4 separate regions of the Homo sapiens genome follow, and regions 2, 3 and 4 are each linked to region 1. Evidence: read pairs that join two places in POLR2A ChIA-PET (ENCODE). Cell type or tissue: OCI-LY7. All regions are shown on one strand.

Evidence for each region. Peaks named below come from ENCODE experiments on the same cell type or tissue, not always from the same donor. Only the 100,000 strongest peaks of a DNase experiment are listed, where the experiment ranks them.
Region 2: POLR2A ChIA-PET joins it to region 1 with 5 read pairs; 1 of 35 experiments calls an interaction of 5 or more read pairs at or near these places.
Region 3: POLR2A ChIA-PET joins it to region 1 with 5 read pairs; 1 of 35 experiments calls an interaction of 5 or more read pairs at or near these places.
Region 4: POLR2A ChIA-PET joins it to region 1 with 5 read pairs; 1 of 35 experiments calls an interaction of 5 or more read pairs at or near these places.

Annotation. Positions count from the first base shown.
Region 1 is chr12:15,982,659-15,986,658 of GRCh38, reverse strand. The region is part of intron 6 of DERA (deoxyribose-phosphate aldolase); the gene reads right to left. Among named protein-coding and RNA genes, the nearest start is that of DERA, 73 kb to the right of the region's middle. In OCI-LY7, CTCF peaks have their summits at 3,755 and 3,968; DNase peaks (open chromatin) are centred at 1,548 and 3,988; H3K4me3 peaks cover 2,389 bases; H3K27ac peaks cover 3,957 bases.
Region 2 is chr12:16,196,986-16,200,985 of GRCh38, reverse strand. The region is part of intron 7 of SLC15A5 (solute carrier family 15 member 5); the gene reads left to right. LOC101928362 (a long non-coding RNA gene) reads right to left here. Exons shown (of 11, transcript XR_001749028.1): 2 at 1,341-1,481. Among named protein-coding and RNA genes, the nearest start is that of SLC15A5, 79 kb to the left of the region's middle. In OCI-LY7, a CTCF peak has its summit at 1,911; DNase peaks (open chromatin) are centred at 1,905 and 2,395; H3K4me3 peaks cover 1,576 bases; H3K27ac peaks cover 3,025 bases.
Region 3 is chr12:15,569,207-15,573,206 of GRCh38, reverse strand. It overlaps PTPRO (protein tyrosine phosphatase receptor type O), which reads right to left. Exons shown (of 27, transcript NM_030667.3): 19 at 3,709-3,790. Among named protein-coding and RNA genes, the nearest start is that of EPS8, 220 kb to the left of the region's middle. RefSeq lists an enhancer at 1,977-2,166. In OCI-LY7, no CTCF peak of the experiment used is centred here; a DNase peak (open chromatin) is centred at 2,026; H3K4me3 peaks cover 1,678 bases; H3K27ac peaks cover 1,856 bases.
Region 4 is chr12:16,637,196-16,641,195 of GRCh38, reverse strand. No RefSeq gene overlaps it. Among named protein-coding and RNA genes, the nearest start is that of LMO3, 33 kb to the right of the region's middle. In OCI-LY7, no CTCF peak of the experiment used is centred here; no DNase peak of the experiment used is centred here; H3K27ac peaks cover 853 bases.

The sequences.
Region 1 (4,000 bases):
AATATATATAGAAAAGAACATTAAAATAACTCAAAGAACCAATGAGGATGTAAATTAAACTGTTGTAAGGTTCTTCCATTTGTGACATGTATAGTGAAACAACATTAATTCCAAGTAGACTGTGAAAAATTAAGGATGCACATTGTTAGAGCAACCACTTAAAAATTTTGTGCAAAGAGTCTGTAGATAAAAAGCCAACAGAAGATACAAAATGTTACAAGATAGCTAATGAACCCAAAAGGTTGCAAGAAAAGAGGAACCAAAAATAGATTCAAACAAACAGGAAAAAGTTTGCAAGATGACAGACTTAACTCCTACTATATCAATTACATGAAATGTAAATGAATAAAACACTCTAAAAAGTAGAAACTGTCATAATAGATTAGAAAAGAAATGCCTACAAGAGATACATTTTAAATATATAGCCACAGATGGGTTGAAAATAAAAAGATGGAAAAAAATATATACCATGCAAGTATTAAACACAAGAAAGCTGGTGTGGCCAGATGAACATCATTAGTAGACATTCAGACAAGGACTAGTATCAGAGATAAAAAGGGACGTTTCATAATGACAAATGTGCTACTTCAACAGGTAAACATAACAATCCTAAAGGTATATATACATAAGAGAGCTCCAAAATACATGATGAAAAAACTGACAGACGAAAGGGATAACCAGACAAATCCACAATCATGTTTGGAGACTTTAACACTCTCTTAGTAATAAACAGAACCAGTAGACCAAAAAGAAAACAAAACTAGATCTGAAAAACATTATCAACCAATTCGATCTGACATTTGCTCTAACATCTGAAATACACATTCTTTTAAGTGCACTTGAAGCATATAACTAAATACAACCATAAAATGAGCTACAAAATAACTGTTAATTCCAAAAGACAAAAGATTCTTACAATGGATACTCTCTGAGGATAACAAAATCTTAAATTATAAAGCAACAATAGGATATCCATAAAAGCACAAAATATTTGGAAAGTAAATATCTCATTGTAAATAGCACTCTAAATAACAAAAGAGATCACAAGGGAAATTAGAAAATAACTTTCACTGAAAAGTAATGAAAAAAAAACAACAAAATAAAAACTTGGCTCTCTGAAAAGATTAATAAAATTGGCAAAGCCCTAGCATGAACAAGCAGAGGAGGAAAGAAAAGCAAAAACAACAACAGGAAAGGAAACAAAAATGACCAATATCAAGAATAAAGAAAGAGATATAACTACAGATCCCACAGATATCAGAATGGAAGAACATATTATAAACAACATTATGCCAACAATTTTAGCAACTCAGTATACTTACACAGTGAAATACTTCTAGGCAAACTCCTTAAGATCTCTTATCTCTTATTTTTAGTGAGGGCAAAACAAACCAAAAACAAAGCACCCAAGAGTTCACACTATGTGATTAGATAATGTTCTAATACTGGCAAAGCTAAGCATGGTGATAAAAGTAGAAAAGTGGTTGCAGCGGGGACAGCAGGTGAGCTGAGTGGAGGCGACTATAAAGGGACACAAAGATATTTCTAGGAGGATGGAAATGATCTGTGTCTTGAAGGGAGTAGTGGTTACAGGTGTTTGCAAACTGCCAAACTCATCACACTGTCTATCTAACACCTGAATTTTACTGAATGCAAATCTGCCTCAATGAAATTGATTTAAGAAAAAATTTTTTATACCACCACAGAAGTAGAATACAGAATTTAGTCAGAAATTTGTAAATTACTTTTGGGGAGATTAGTTTGTGCAAGTTACATATAAAATTGGGACAAGAATATAAAAAATATTTCAAAATATTTCAAGTTCATCAAAGAATACTTCAATTCTATTATATACCTTCTTAACAGAGTAGGAAGTATAAACTATAGGCCAGGAAGTATGCTACATGCTTTCATATATTATGCCTCACAAAGATTGTGTCTTTCATTCATGATAAAATCTAGTGTGTGCCTTGGGAAATAGCCATGTTACAAGTGAAAAAGCAATAAATCTGGAGCCAGAAGACCAGAGTGTTCAAATAGTGATACAGGTTATTTATTAGCTTTGTGACCTTAAACAAGTCACACAATCCTAGATTTCTTCCACTCCAGGACTGATGTGAGGACGAAGGAATATTGTTTCAATGTACCTGGTAAAGCACACCATGAATACGGTTTTATTACTCATACTAAGTGCTCAACAAACACTGCTTAAATGAAGAAATGAAGTGGATAAACAACATGAACAGAGAAACAAGCAGACAGGAAGAAATAAAGGGACATGTTTATAATCACATTTTTTTCTGTGGACAGGATGGGTGGAGGGTGGGACACAGCTTCCAAAGCGTGATGACCTAATACCACATTTGTATCATGAGTAGTAGGTGCTGTGCGTAGGACAGGGTTGGCTGACCTCCCAGAATGAATACACTTTCATTGTGACCAGGATAACAGCTGGGGTAACAGGTATCACAAGATTGGCTCCGATGTGACCCTGAGGAGTATCTCAGCTCCATGTGCACAACCAACAGCGTGGCTACCACAAAGTATGTCCTATAAGTGGCTGCTGTTATTCGTTTCCAAACTTTTACTTTGTTACCTGGGCTAACAATCACTTGTGCTGGCAAGCAGCATAAAGGGGGGCTACCTGTACACCAAGTAGCCTCCAAGGGGCTTTTCCCAGGTTCCTAAGAGGCACAGTGAGTCTTCTACTGTGAATCTTTGAAATGCCAACATCACTGATGAACAACTGTTCAAAGTGTTCCATCCCTTCTCATCCTTAGGTTTTTCTGAGATTTTGCTCTCAGATAACAACTGCAGATATTTTCTAGATACAGCAGTTGTGCCCAGAGCAACAGCACCATTGCTGACTAGTAGGCTGATTTTCAGTAGAGTTCCAAGGAATGATCTACTAGGCCTGACAGAGCACTCAAGAAGTACACAAGAATATGGCTGGCCCAGATTCAAGACCAGAGAAACCAGGTATCTTCATCCAAATATAGGGCCCCTAGAAGGACACCTAGAAATTCAACACTCAATCACAATGTCATGTGATAAGTTATATGATAGGGCTTTTACTTGAATGCCGTGGGGACACACAGAGGAGATAATGGGCCAAACAGCAGGGGGAGAAGCAGTGTCAGGGGAAATAATTCCTGAAAAAGGTGGTACCTGTGCTGAACCCCAAGATGTGGAGTTATTTGGGCAAAAGGCATTCCGGGCAGGAGGCACAGAACGTACAAAGACTCAAAAGGTTGGATGGCACCATCTGCAGAGAAGTGCAAGTAACTCTACCTGGCTGGAGAACATGGTGTGAAGGGAAAATGACACAGCAGAGGCACAGCCAGGGTCTTAGGAAGGACCTTTTTAAAATAAGAATCAAGGAATGTACACTTTACCATAAAGATGAAGGGAAACCACTGAAGGAATTTTAAGCAAGCAGTACCATAATAAAATTAGCATTAAAAAAAAATTGTGGTGACAGTGTGGAGAACAGATTGGAGGGGAACAAAAGTCAGGAAGACAGGGGAACAGCTGAAGTAATCCCTGTGGAGGAGGATGGTGGCCTAAGACAGCAGCACTTAGAATGGAGGGAAGATGTGTCAGACACAGCAAAGAGGTCTAGAGAGAACTCTCAAGGCTTCTTCACTGATTTATGTGAGGTGAGAAAAAGAAAGAACCAAGCATGACTCCTAGGCTGCAAGCTTGGATGTCTAAATGGATAGACCTGCTGTTCACAGAGATAAAGAATAAGTCAACTTATATTTGAAAGTATAAAAATCAATGATACTGCACTAAATTTTAAAACATTAACACAAACAAAAGCAGAGGCTGTCTCAGATAGTATGGATATATATCTCTGAGATAAATGAAAAGCTTAAATTCAGAGAGGAGTAAGTCAAAGAAATTCCTGTCTAACATATGTTGATGAGTGAATAATCAAAGAATAAAACAGAAGGCAATTCACTAACAAGAGAGCCATCTACTGCCTTATAAGCATAGT
Region 2 (4,000 bases), 210 kb before region 1:
TGGATTTGCCAGTTTTATTTGTCATATTTTCTCCAATGAATCATCTCTTAGAACTATTAAATCTAAAAATGTTTAATATATTGATTTCCTGTTCTCATCTCTATTTCCTTACTCCTACTTTCCTTAGATTTGTTTTATGCATTTCCTAATTTTTTTGTCTTGAATGTTTATTTGATTTATTTTAATTCTGACTTTAAAAATGAAAACCTATGTGCCTTTAAATGTGCTTCTGGGTAGAGTTTATATCTGTATCTCTAAATGTATAAATGCAATTTCCTCATTCTCTTCATTTTCTAAATACTTTGATATTGTGGGTTTCATTTCTTCATTGACCAGTTAGATGTCCAAGAGGCATATCTTCAATTTCTTGGAGGTTTGGTTTATTTCTAATGTTATTGAAACTTCTGTAAGAGGGTGAAATATTCTTTCTTCATACTAAACAATGTTGTGATCTTTATTAAACACTTGTCAATCACATTAATTTAATTCTCTACATCTCTTCTTTGACAATTTGATCAAAAACTGGCAAGAGTGTGTTATAGTCATTGATAAGAATTACGTATATATCATTTTTTCCAAAAGACAACAGATTTTTTTATGATTTCATTACTTAAGGGAAATCCACTGGCATATCTTCAATTTGAATTGTGTTTTTTATCAATATAAAAAAATTTTCAATGTCCCTTTAAAATAGTTTTTCCTTTGAATTCAACTTTGCTGAGATTAGTACTTTCCAGTATTTTTTGTCTTTGTCTTATGAGTTTCTCATTCATTATTATATTATTATTAATAATATTATTATTATTTTAAGCTTTGTCATTCTGTGTTCAGGGTGTTTCCTGTAAGCAACATTTATAACATGTATCGTAGTCACTTTTCCTTACCCATATTGACCCTTTTTCTGTTTACTCATGCTCAAAAGAAGAGATTTGCTGAGAGTAGTGTTTACTAACTGAGAGTGTATGTGGATATTTTTGCTAAAGTCTACAGTTAAAGTGACCCATTAAGCCCAAGACTGCTAGGCTACAATGAGAACTTTACAGCATTTTTAGGTTTTCTAACACTCTGACTAGATAGAGTGATTATAGACCACAGTGTCAAGCATACATGGCTATCTGGCACCCCCCAGAACTCATACTCACCTATAATGTTTTATTTTTGGTCAGGCAGGTTGCACTGCATCCAATACTTCTTGGATGACTATGTCTTATTCCCATTACTTCTTTTATTATTTTAAAAAATTTTTTATTGATACATACTAGGTGTACTTGTTTTCAAGATACGTGTGATCATTTGATAAATTTATATAGTCAAATCAAGGTAATTTGTATATCTATTACCTTAAATATCTGTTCCCATTTCTTCTTGTCCTGTGATTCCATGGGAGTTGCACTCCCTGATGTAGTTTAGAAGCAGAGGTACTTGGTTCTGAGTAGTGATACGGAAGGATGAATGGGAGGGTTCCTTTCTCTTTTCTCCTCCTTCCAAAAGAAAAATAAACAGTAATTATGCATTAAAGCAAAAGCTATTACTATTTTCTCTAGAACTGACCTTGATTTCTGTGGTGAGGGTCTGTTCTGATCATCTCTTATTCACCACATTGGTGACCTGGGGGTGTCTCTTACTCTAAATAGTATGAGATTATGGAAAACATGCATCCTTTTTTTTTTTTTTTTTTTTTGAGACAGTCTACACATGAGACTGACAGCAGTTTATTAGTCACATACACTCACAGCCTGGGAAAGGAAAATACCCTGATATGTGCAGGGTCACCTGGGGTTGCACTCAGGCATACAGTGAACAAGCAGGGTCTGTGGGGGGCAGGCTTTGTAGTAACAAAGGGCTGTGGTGACAGGCTGGTTCCTGTCGGCTAAATGTGATTGGTTGCTTTGAATAATGTTGAGAGCTAGCAGGGAAGTGAAACGTCTTAGGTTGAGACCCGGGTGGAGTGCAGCTGGCCTGGCTAATAGGGGAACTAGCCAGGTGGGGAGCTCTTCCCTCTGGGTGAGGAGCATTATCTAATGAAAGCAGGGGAACATGTGGTTAGACCTTTGGGGCCTGTGAGGCTCAAAGGCATCAAGGCAGCAAATGAAATTTTGAGCCTTACAACGTAGGGCATTAGATAGAAGAGAAATAAACTGTATTTTTCTTTCATATTAGCAAATTTGTGTAGTTTATAGTGTTATAGCATGTGTGTATCACGATATATGTTTCTCAATCCAGTTTCAAAAGCTTTAAATTTAGTGTAAATTGCTCTAAGAATCTCACAGTAGGTTGAATGCCAGTCTCAGGACCAGAGTAGAAATGTCGTCCTTAGGTATTTTAGAAAGAATTTGAGGTAAGTGATTTCAAAGACTGAAATCCAGACATTTTAAAACTGTTGAGAAGATGTTAAAGAAAGTCATAAAAGTGGTAGTTGCATTAAACACCAAGAGGTGGACTACAGCAGTGCATTTGATATAACAGCAGGAAGATGAGGGTTCTGCTGAGTGATGTTTCACTTGACCTCTCTGTTCCTTCACTCATTAATATATAAAATAAAGAGTGAGTCTAGATGATTCTACAATCCTTTGTCTCTAAAATGACTGTGATAATTTCGGATAAATAGAAACATTTTATTTAGTGTCTACAAGGCCTAATGCTCCAGAATAATTACACTTTGCCTGTCCCCTACTAATTTATGAATTCCTTTTCTTAAGCAGCATGGAATGCACATTTTCTGGTACACAAAAAAATTCTAAAAAATGACTTTCAAATGAACAAATACATCTAGCTAAGCAAGAGATATTTGGAGGAATTCTGAACAATGCTAAATATTTTGAGTCCTTTACTACTTCAGCAGTTGAACACTATTACTAACTAGCTGGTTATATTATGAAAGTATTAACTAGGGTGCACTGTGGGCATTACGAATGGCAGGGAATGAATGACCCATCAGACTCTATGTGGCACACTGTTTCTCATGCTCCTGTTCAGCTATCCTGCGATCTGGAGAAGTTTAGTTAGCCTCATTCTAGACCTCAAGTCTTCACTATGTCTCCTTTGCAAGGATGCTCCTGATTTCAATCAGCTACTGGAAATGTCAGATGAAAAATGGCACAAATGTGAATTACGACAATAAAAGTTTATAAGCTACTAAAATAAAGTTATAGTACCTAAGAGCGGAGTCAACTGACAATGTTAAACGGAACATTTTACAACCAGTCCTGGGACAATGATAAAAAAAAAAAAAAGGCATACAGAACATGAAGAAGTATCTTATAGGAGACAGACCCAAGATCAAGCTCAGGCTACATGATGGTGTGTGAGCTACCTGGAAAGGGGGCAGGAGGAGGTGATAATCTAAGGTTTGTGGAGTGCCTCCTCTGTGTCCGGCCCTTGACAACCATTATCTCTTTAACTTCTCATGACAACTCAGTAAGGGAGATTCTGTTATCATCATTTCATAGAAGAGAAACTGAGGCTTAAGTGGTCCAGTTATTTGCCCAACGACTACACTGTTAAGGCAAGATTCAACTTTAAAAGTCTACCTGACTAAAGCCCATGCCCTTTCTATATCTTTTTATACCCAATTCTGTCTCTTCACATAGACAGATCATCTCCATATAAATAAAGTAAACTTTAGGTGTCCTGAAGAATCTTTCTGTCTGACTTGATACAAGTGTTTGTCCCATGCTATCAATTCAGGCGATGCTTCTCTTTACCATGTAAATCAGCTATACAGAGAATGTTAAATGAATCTAAATATGGAAAAAATGTGGGACTAGAATGAAGATGAGCATTAGAAAGAAAGCCACATGCTAAAAATGATATTTAAGAATGAATACAGGAGCATTATAGAAAGTTTGAATACGTAATATGGCAATCTTCGGTTTGGGGTTTTCTTTTCTTTTTTTTTTTAAGATAATCCCACTCACAAAATGTTTTGTCCATATCCACAGATTTATACTATCTTTCTCTAACTTTTCTAGTACAAATGTCCTTCTCTCCTGTCACCCAC
Region 3 (4,000 bases), 410 kb after region 1:
AACTTTTCCTTGGATCTCCAGCCTGCCAGCCTGCCCTTCAGGTTTCAGACTTGTCAGCCTCCATAACCTCAAAAGCCAATACCTTAAAATAGATCTCTCTATATATACATCATATTTGTTCTATATAAACATCCCATTGGTTTCTCTGGAGAACCCATGACTAATACACATGGGTTATAAAGCTTGATTGTAGCCTCATCCCATATTTAACCCATATTTCTCAATCAAACACTTTCGGCCTAGGACAATTCTCTATTGTGCGGGAATGTCCCACTCATTGAAGAGCATTTAACGCCTCGTCCCTCTTCCATAAAATACTGTTAGCATCCTCCTCCTAAGCTATTATAACAACCAAAAACACTCCCACACATTTTCAAATTTCATCTGGGGGCTGACTGGTACTTGTCCAGTTGAGAACCATTGATCTAGTTCAACTCACCCATTTTATACATAAAGAAACTAAGGTGATGAGAAAATGTACTTAAAAAAAAGCAGAACATGATTATTTTTTAAATACACAACTTCTGTACAAACTCCAAATAAAACCCCAATGTAAAAAAATGAGAAAAAAATGGTATTTCATTTTCAGCCCTTCACAAAATGTTAACCTCTTTAATCATAAATCAGCTGTTAGAAATCAGTAACAAAATGATGAAGATTATAAGGTACATGAAAATAAAAGAAACAGAGGAAAATGAAATAACACAAATGACTAATAGTGCTATATGAAGATGATGTAGCTTAACGTTAACAGATGAGAAAGCAATTTCTTTGTAATATTACATTATCAATGATTACAAATGTTGATATCTACTCTTTGTATAGTTTTAGGAAGTATATACTATACTATACTGTTTGTATAGTTTTAGGAACACTGGGAAAACTTACTCCACTTATGGGAAATTTACTCAAAATGCAGATTTTGTATATACTTTGCCTGGGCAGTTTCAATCCATAAGAATTATTCCAACAAAGTAGTTGGATAAATTGAAACTTATACATGAGCATGTTCACTACATAAAAAATCTGTAGCTAATACATCATCCGCCCCCAAGCCCACCCCAAACTCATTATATATCAATTGGTTAAGAAAAAAACATATTTTTTAGAATGTTAATTAGTAGCAACACTGTAGTGAGGATTCAGGATTTTAGATTCCTAGTTTAGCACATTTCTTATAAATCCTATGAAGTCAGGCTAAATGTATTCATTTATCCATTGAATGAATAAAAGCCCTCAGCATATTATAAATTGAACATTTAGCACATAAAATTTATAATTCTGCTTTTCATATTTTTGTGATATCTAAAGATAGCATGCTAATCGCTTATGGTTTGGTTCTCCCAATACCCTCTCTTTATTGGGAGATAATGCCCTTCTTAGGTTTTGCTACTTGAGCCCACATGGTTCCATTTAGAGATTCTGTGCATCTGCCCTCTCTGGCTGTGATTGGTTTGAATGGGCACCATGACACAGGCTCGTCCATCAAAATCCTCCCCTGTTAATTTTCAAACTACAAACAAGAAAGACAGACAGTAATTCCCTTTGGAAACCATGGAAACAAAAGGCTGTGGTGCTCAAGGGTTGTTGTTGGCTGCTTTTCACTATGAAAAAGAGGTTGGGCTGGGCATCGTGGCTCACGGCTGTAATCCCAGCACTTTGGGAGGCTGAGGCAGCTAGATCACAAGGTAAGGAGTTCGAGACCAGACTAGTCAATATGGTGAAACCCTGTCTCTACTAAAAATACAAAAGTTAGCCGGGCATGGTGGTGGGCAACTGTAGTCCCAGCTACTCAGGAGGCTGAGGCAGGAGAATCACTTGAACCTGGGAGGCGGAGGTTGCAGTGAGCCAAGATCGCGCCACTGCTCTCTAGCCTGGGCAACAGAGTGAGACTGTCTCAAAAAACAAAACAAAACAAAACAAAAGTGACAGAAAAAGAGGTTGTTTGTTGTTTCACTGAACACAAACATCTGCCCTCTCTGGCTGCGTTTCTCTTTGTTTCTCTTTGTTCAGTGAAACAAAGTGAAACCAAAACAGAGAGAGAAGCAGAAATGAGAAATAGAGGGGCCCCTGGCTCCAGTCATCCCTGAAACTGTGCTGCTTCCCTGCACGTAGTCTAGCTACTCAACCTTTTCTTTGATTGTATGAGATACCTTAGTATCCTTTGAATAAACCCCCTTTCCTTTAGTTTAAACAAGTTTGAGCTATGTTTTTGTCACTCACAACTAAAAGAATATGTTTACTGGAAAATGACTTGTTGAATTTTTTTTCATGCAATTCAGAAACAGTAATAGTTATGCTTGGGTTTCAAGACATAAACTGTGAGTTGCCAGCAGAGGTTATGATCCAGCTGTGCCACCAAGGGCATGCCATCTTGAAGGAATTAAGAAAATGTGGCTTTAATAAGGTAAAAGTGTAGCTATACCATAATTTCTATCATCGTTAGAATCATCTAGCTATTTATTTTTTCAGAGTTTTGCCTCATGTTTGCTTAGAAAAAAAGTCCTCCTTTCCTTGATATACTTTCTGAAATGCCATCCTCCTCATTCATTTCCAATTCAAATTGAATTTCTTTGAGTATAGCATTTGGTGTAGCATCTATAATATCCTATGCACCTGGATACAATGGATAAGTGAGCAGGCTCTGTGTGGAATTTTTCAGGACACAGGTGGTAGTTAGCGGTCTTTGTATTTGGTAATGTATAAGATTCTTCTCATCCTCAAATTCCCCATTAGTGTCTCCACACCAGGACCACTGATGCTTTTTGCAGACTAAAGCTGTCCTTGGCTGAGAAGTGGAAAGGAGAAATGATTTTAAAAACTGAAGAAAAAGCAGCTACCTTAATAGAAAAGAGCACTTAAAAGGCTTTATAAAAAAAAAAAACTACAGAATTTAGAAAAATCACTTTATCTTCCCCTTTTCCCTGAATCACTGACCACTCAAGCCATGCTATAGAAACCTGAAGGATGGGGGGCCATTTAGACTGTGTTATGAGCTATAAAATATGTAGAAAGAAAAAGTGAGAACTAATTATCTTCCCCCACACTGCTGAGATATTAGACTCACTCACTTCCATCTCTTCTGACATATGGTTTTAGATCCAAAGAAATATGTGTCCTTCGGAAAAAAAGAGATGTTGTCAATTTTTTTCTTAACACAAATCATGTGTAACTTTATCTCCCCAATTTGTCCAAGGAAAGAAAATAAAACTGCACAAAAGTTATTAAGTAGAATGCCAGGAGTCCTATAGCTTGAAAAGCCCTACTCCAGGATGTTATGTGCCCAGGACACAAAGGGGGTCAGTTTTATCCACTATCCGCCACTACTGTGGCCTAAGAAGCATGAGAAACACTACAAATCCCCTGAAAGGGAAATTCTGTCTCAGGCTTCATGCCTCAGCTTGCATTTTTCTTCTTGTACTCTCGATTTCCCTGGTTTTCAATGATGGCTTCTACTATACCCATGTTTGCTCACCTCAGTACCTGCACCTATTCTCTTCTTCCCCTCATCTCATTTGTGCCACCTGAGGCCTTGCCTACTAAGCAAGGATTGACAACCCTTGCTCTAAACCAGCAGATCAGCAATCCCCAGGCCAATACCCTTTTTGTTACGCACTGCCAGTGAGCAGGGACATGACCGCAACACAAACCCCCCAATTCCCAGGCCCTTTCCATTACAGAAGGTAGAAAATGCCTTAACCAACTCACCTCAAACTGAAGAGAAAATTTATAGTCAGAGTCTTTGGCCATATCCTTAATATAGGCATCAAAGTCATCCAGTTGAACCGGGCTTTGCCAAACACAAAGAAATATACATACATTTTAAAATTCTTGTTGATAGGTATTATATATTGTTTAATATCATACTTCTTAATCTTCTTGGAGAAAATAGAAGTTTTACTTCTCTAAGGTTAGCACTCACCTTTTTTTTTTGGTTCAAGTTACCAATCCTTAATATATTGCAATTGAAAAGAAGGGCATATATATCCAGCTTCCTTGA
Region 4 (4,000 bases), 650 kb before region 1:
GCATCCCAGCTGCTTCAGCTCCAGCCATGGCTAAACAAGATACAGCTCGGGCTGTGGCTTCAGAGGGTGTAAACCCCAACACTTGGGGGCTTCCATGTGGTGTTGAGCCTGAGCATGCACAGAAATCGAGAATTGAGGTTTGTGAACCTCCTCCTAGATTTCAGAGGATGTATGGAAACACCTGGATATACAGGCAAAAGTTTACCGCAAGGGCAGAGCCCTCATGGAGAATCTCTGCTAGGGCAGTTGGAAGTGAAATGTACAGTGGGAGCCCCCACACAGAGTCCCCACTGGTACACTGCCTAGTGGAGCTGTGAGAAGAGGGCCATGGTCTTCCAGACCCCAGAATGGTAGGTCCACTGACAGCTTGTACCATGGGCCTGGAAAAGCTGCAGACACTCAATGCAAGCCCATGAAAGCAGCCAGGACGGGAGCTGTACCCTGCTAAGCCACAGAGGCAGAGCTTCCCAAGCTCATGGGAGCCCACCTCTTGCATCAGCATGCCCTGGATGTGAGACATGGAGTCAAAGGAGATCATTTTGGAACTTTAAGTTTTAATGACTGCCCTATTGGATTTCAGACTTGCATGGAGCCTGTAGCCCCTTTGTTTTGGCCAATTTCTCCCATTTGGAATGGATATATTTACCCAATGCCTGTACCTCCATTGTATTGGAGAAGTAACTGACTTGCTTTTGATTTTAAAGGCTCATAGGTGGAAGGGACTTGCCTTGTCTCTGATAAGACTTTGGAATGTAGACTTTTGAGTTAATGCTGAAGTGAGTTAAGACTTTGGGGCCGGGCGCGGTGGCTCACACCTATAATCCCGGCACTTTGGGAGGCCAAGGCAGGCGGATCACAAGGTCAAGAGTTCGAGACCAGCCTGGCCAACATGGTGAAACCCTGTCTCCACTAAAAATACAAAACTTTAGCTGTGCATGGTGGCATGCACCTGTAGTGCCAGCTACTCAGGAGGCTGAGGCAGGAGAATTGCTTGAACCCAGCAAGCAGAGGTTGCAGTGAGCCAAGATCACGTGTCACTGCACTCCAGCCTAGGCCACAGAGAGACTCTGTCTCAAAAAAAAAAAAAAAAATACTTTGGAGGACCGTTGGGAAGGCATGATTGGTTTTGAAATATGAGGACATGAGATTTGGGAGGGGCTGCAGCAGAATGATATGGTTTGGCTGTGTCCCTATCAAAATCTCATCTTGAATTTGTAGCTCCCATAATCCCCACATGTCATGGGAGGGACCTGGTGGGAGGTAATTGAATCATGGGGGTGGGTCTTTCTTGTGCTGTTCTCATGGTAGTAAGTCTCATGATAGCTGATGGTTTTATTTTTTATTTTATTTTATTTATTTATTTTTGAGACAGAGTCCTGCTCTGTCACCTAGGCTGGAATGCAGTGGCGCACTCTCAGCTCACTGCAAGCTCCGCCTCCCGGGTTCACGCCATTCTCCTGCCTCAGCCTCCCGAGTAGCTGGGACTACAGGTGCCCGCCACCACGCCCGGCTAATTTTTTTTTATTTTTAGTAGAGACGGGGTTTCACTGTGTTAGCCAGGATGGTCTCAATCTCCTGACCTCGTGATCTGCTTGCCTCGGCCTCCCAAAGTGCTGGGATTACAGCCGTGAGCCCCTGCGCCTGGCCGATGGCCGATGGTTTTATAAAGGGGAATTCCCCTGCACAGGCTCTCTTGCCTGCCACCATGTAAGAAGTCCATTTGCTCTTCCTTCGTTTTCCGCCATGATTGTAAGGCTTCCCCAACCATGTGGAACTGTGAGTCCATTAAACCTCTTTCCTTTATAAATTACCCAGTCTCAGTTATGTCTTTATTAGCAGCATGAGAACACACTAACAAAGCCAAATACCCAAATTCATTAAAAACACCAAACCTCGGCCGCGTGCAGTGGTTCAGCCTGTAAATACTAACACTTTGGGAGGCTGAGGCGGGTGGATTATCAGAGGTCAGGAGTTTGAGACCAGCCTGGCCAACATGGTGAAACCCCATCTCTACTAAATATAAAAAATCAGCCGAGCGTGGTGGTGGGCACCTGTAGTCCCAGCTACTCGGGAGGCTGAGGCAAGAGAATCACTTGAACCCAGGAGGCGGAGGTTGCAGTGAGCCGAGATCATGCCACTGCACTCCACACTCCAGCCTGGGCAACAAGAGCGAGACTCCGGGAAAAAAAAAAAAAAAAAAACACCAAACCTTTACTATCCCAAATACAGTCATGGTCGTGAGTAATTCCAAAGTTCATATGAATAATTTACCCAAAACCCTAGTCCCACAGACCTCCTCAATCCCAGTGTCTCTACTAAACTCTCTTTTAGTGCAGTACACAAAAGCACATCACTCTGAACTGTTCCACCTCTGCAAAAAATGACCACAAAATTCAAGACTCCTGTTCTTTACTGCTGCAAGAGCCAGGGTATCTAGGTACATCAGAAACTAACAGTTGCTATGTTAAGAAAAATGAAACACACTATTGAAAGGAAATTGGATAACTAGGGGAATAATCTGGAAGGTTGGAGTGAGGCTCTATAAATGTTAGGACAAAATGAAACTATAGACAGAACAGTAACTGTGATTATACAATTTAATTGATCCAATAAGTATATCACTGCACATTATCAATGCCACTGACGGCTGTGTATTGAAGCTTGATTCAGTGCCACTATCCCCTGAATATTGGAGGTAGCTACTACCTTCGTGAAAATGGATTTTCTATTGACTTCAAGTCTTCGCAAGACTAGTTCTTTATTCAAAATAGAAGGCAAATGTGTTTCATGCCACCACGTCTTGGCACAAAACTCCTCATTACTTTCTTCATCTGTAAAGTTAATTTTTCAAAATCTAACTCAGTGGTCTCCTATGAAGTCTTGTCTGCCCCAACCAACAGAGTTAACCACTTCTGTCTTTGTGTCATCTGTGTATCTAGTACCTCGAATTACAGCATTTTAAATATCTTATTGCAATTATTTACTTGTATCTGCATTTCCTATCAAACAGCCGGTGACTGGAAAGCACAGACCATAATTTACTTTTTAGTGAATTCTCTAATATAGTGCTCAGCACATCATGGGGGCAAGAAAGATTTTAATACTGAGAATATCCTGTCTTTTTCATTTTCACACTAATATTGAGGACTCCCTAGTTTGTTTTATAAAAGATCTTCATATAATTCTTTTTTATGAATGAATGAAGTTGATTTTTGGATAAAGTAAAAATAAAATATTGTAATGTGGACCCAACAGAGCTACTCCTAGGTATAGGCAGAGTAGGTTTGGGCTTAAGGCCACCTACCTTGGATATCACCTCTACTCACTTTGGAGATAGCCACTGGATTCTGAAAAAGTTCCTATTCTAATACAAATGTTGACACATATAGTCCTTAGGTTATTAGATTAATGTAGAGCAGAACAGGGTGTGAGGAGTGGAATCAGAAAGAGAAAAGGAAGACAGAAAAGCTCTGGGGCTTGAGTCCTGCAAGGAAAAGAGAGGTGAATGTGTACCCAATGCGGAGACCTATGGCTCTAAAAGGTATTGGGTGTTTAACAAAATGCTCAGGTTTAACTTCATCTATGTCACAATGTTCCTTGATCTAGTCAATTCTGACTGAAGGTAAGTGCCTTTCGGAAGCCTACAAAACAAATTCCAACCAGTTTCCTTAATCTCTGAAGTGAGAACACATTTACATTTTGAATGTTAGCATAATAATTTCTGTTTTCCAGGTTGCTTTTTTTTTTTTTGAGACGGAGTTTAGCTCTTGTTGCCCAGGCTGGAGTGCAATGGTCTGCCTCCAGGGTTGAAGCAATTCTCCTGCCTCAGCCTCCCAAGTAGCTGGAATTACAGGTGCATGCCACCACACCCAACTAATATTTGTATTTTTAATAGAGACGGAGTTTCACCGTGTTGGCCAGGCTGGTCTCGAACTCCTGACTGACATCAGGTGATCCGCCGGCTTTGGCCTCCCAAAGTGCTGGAATTACAAGTGTGAGC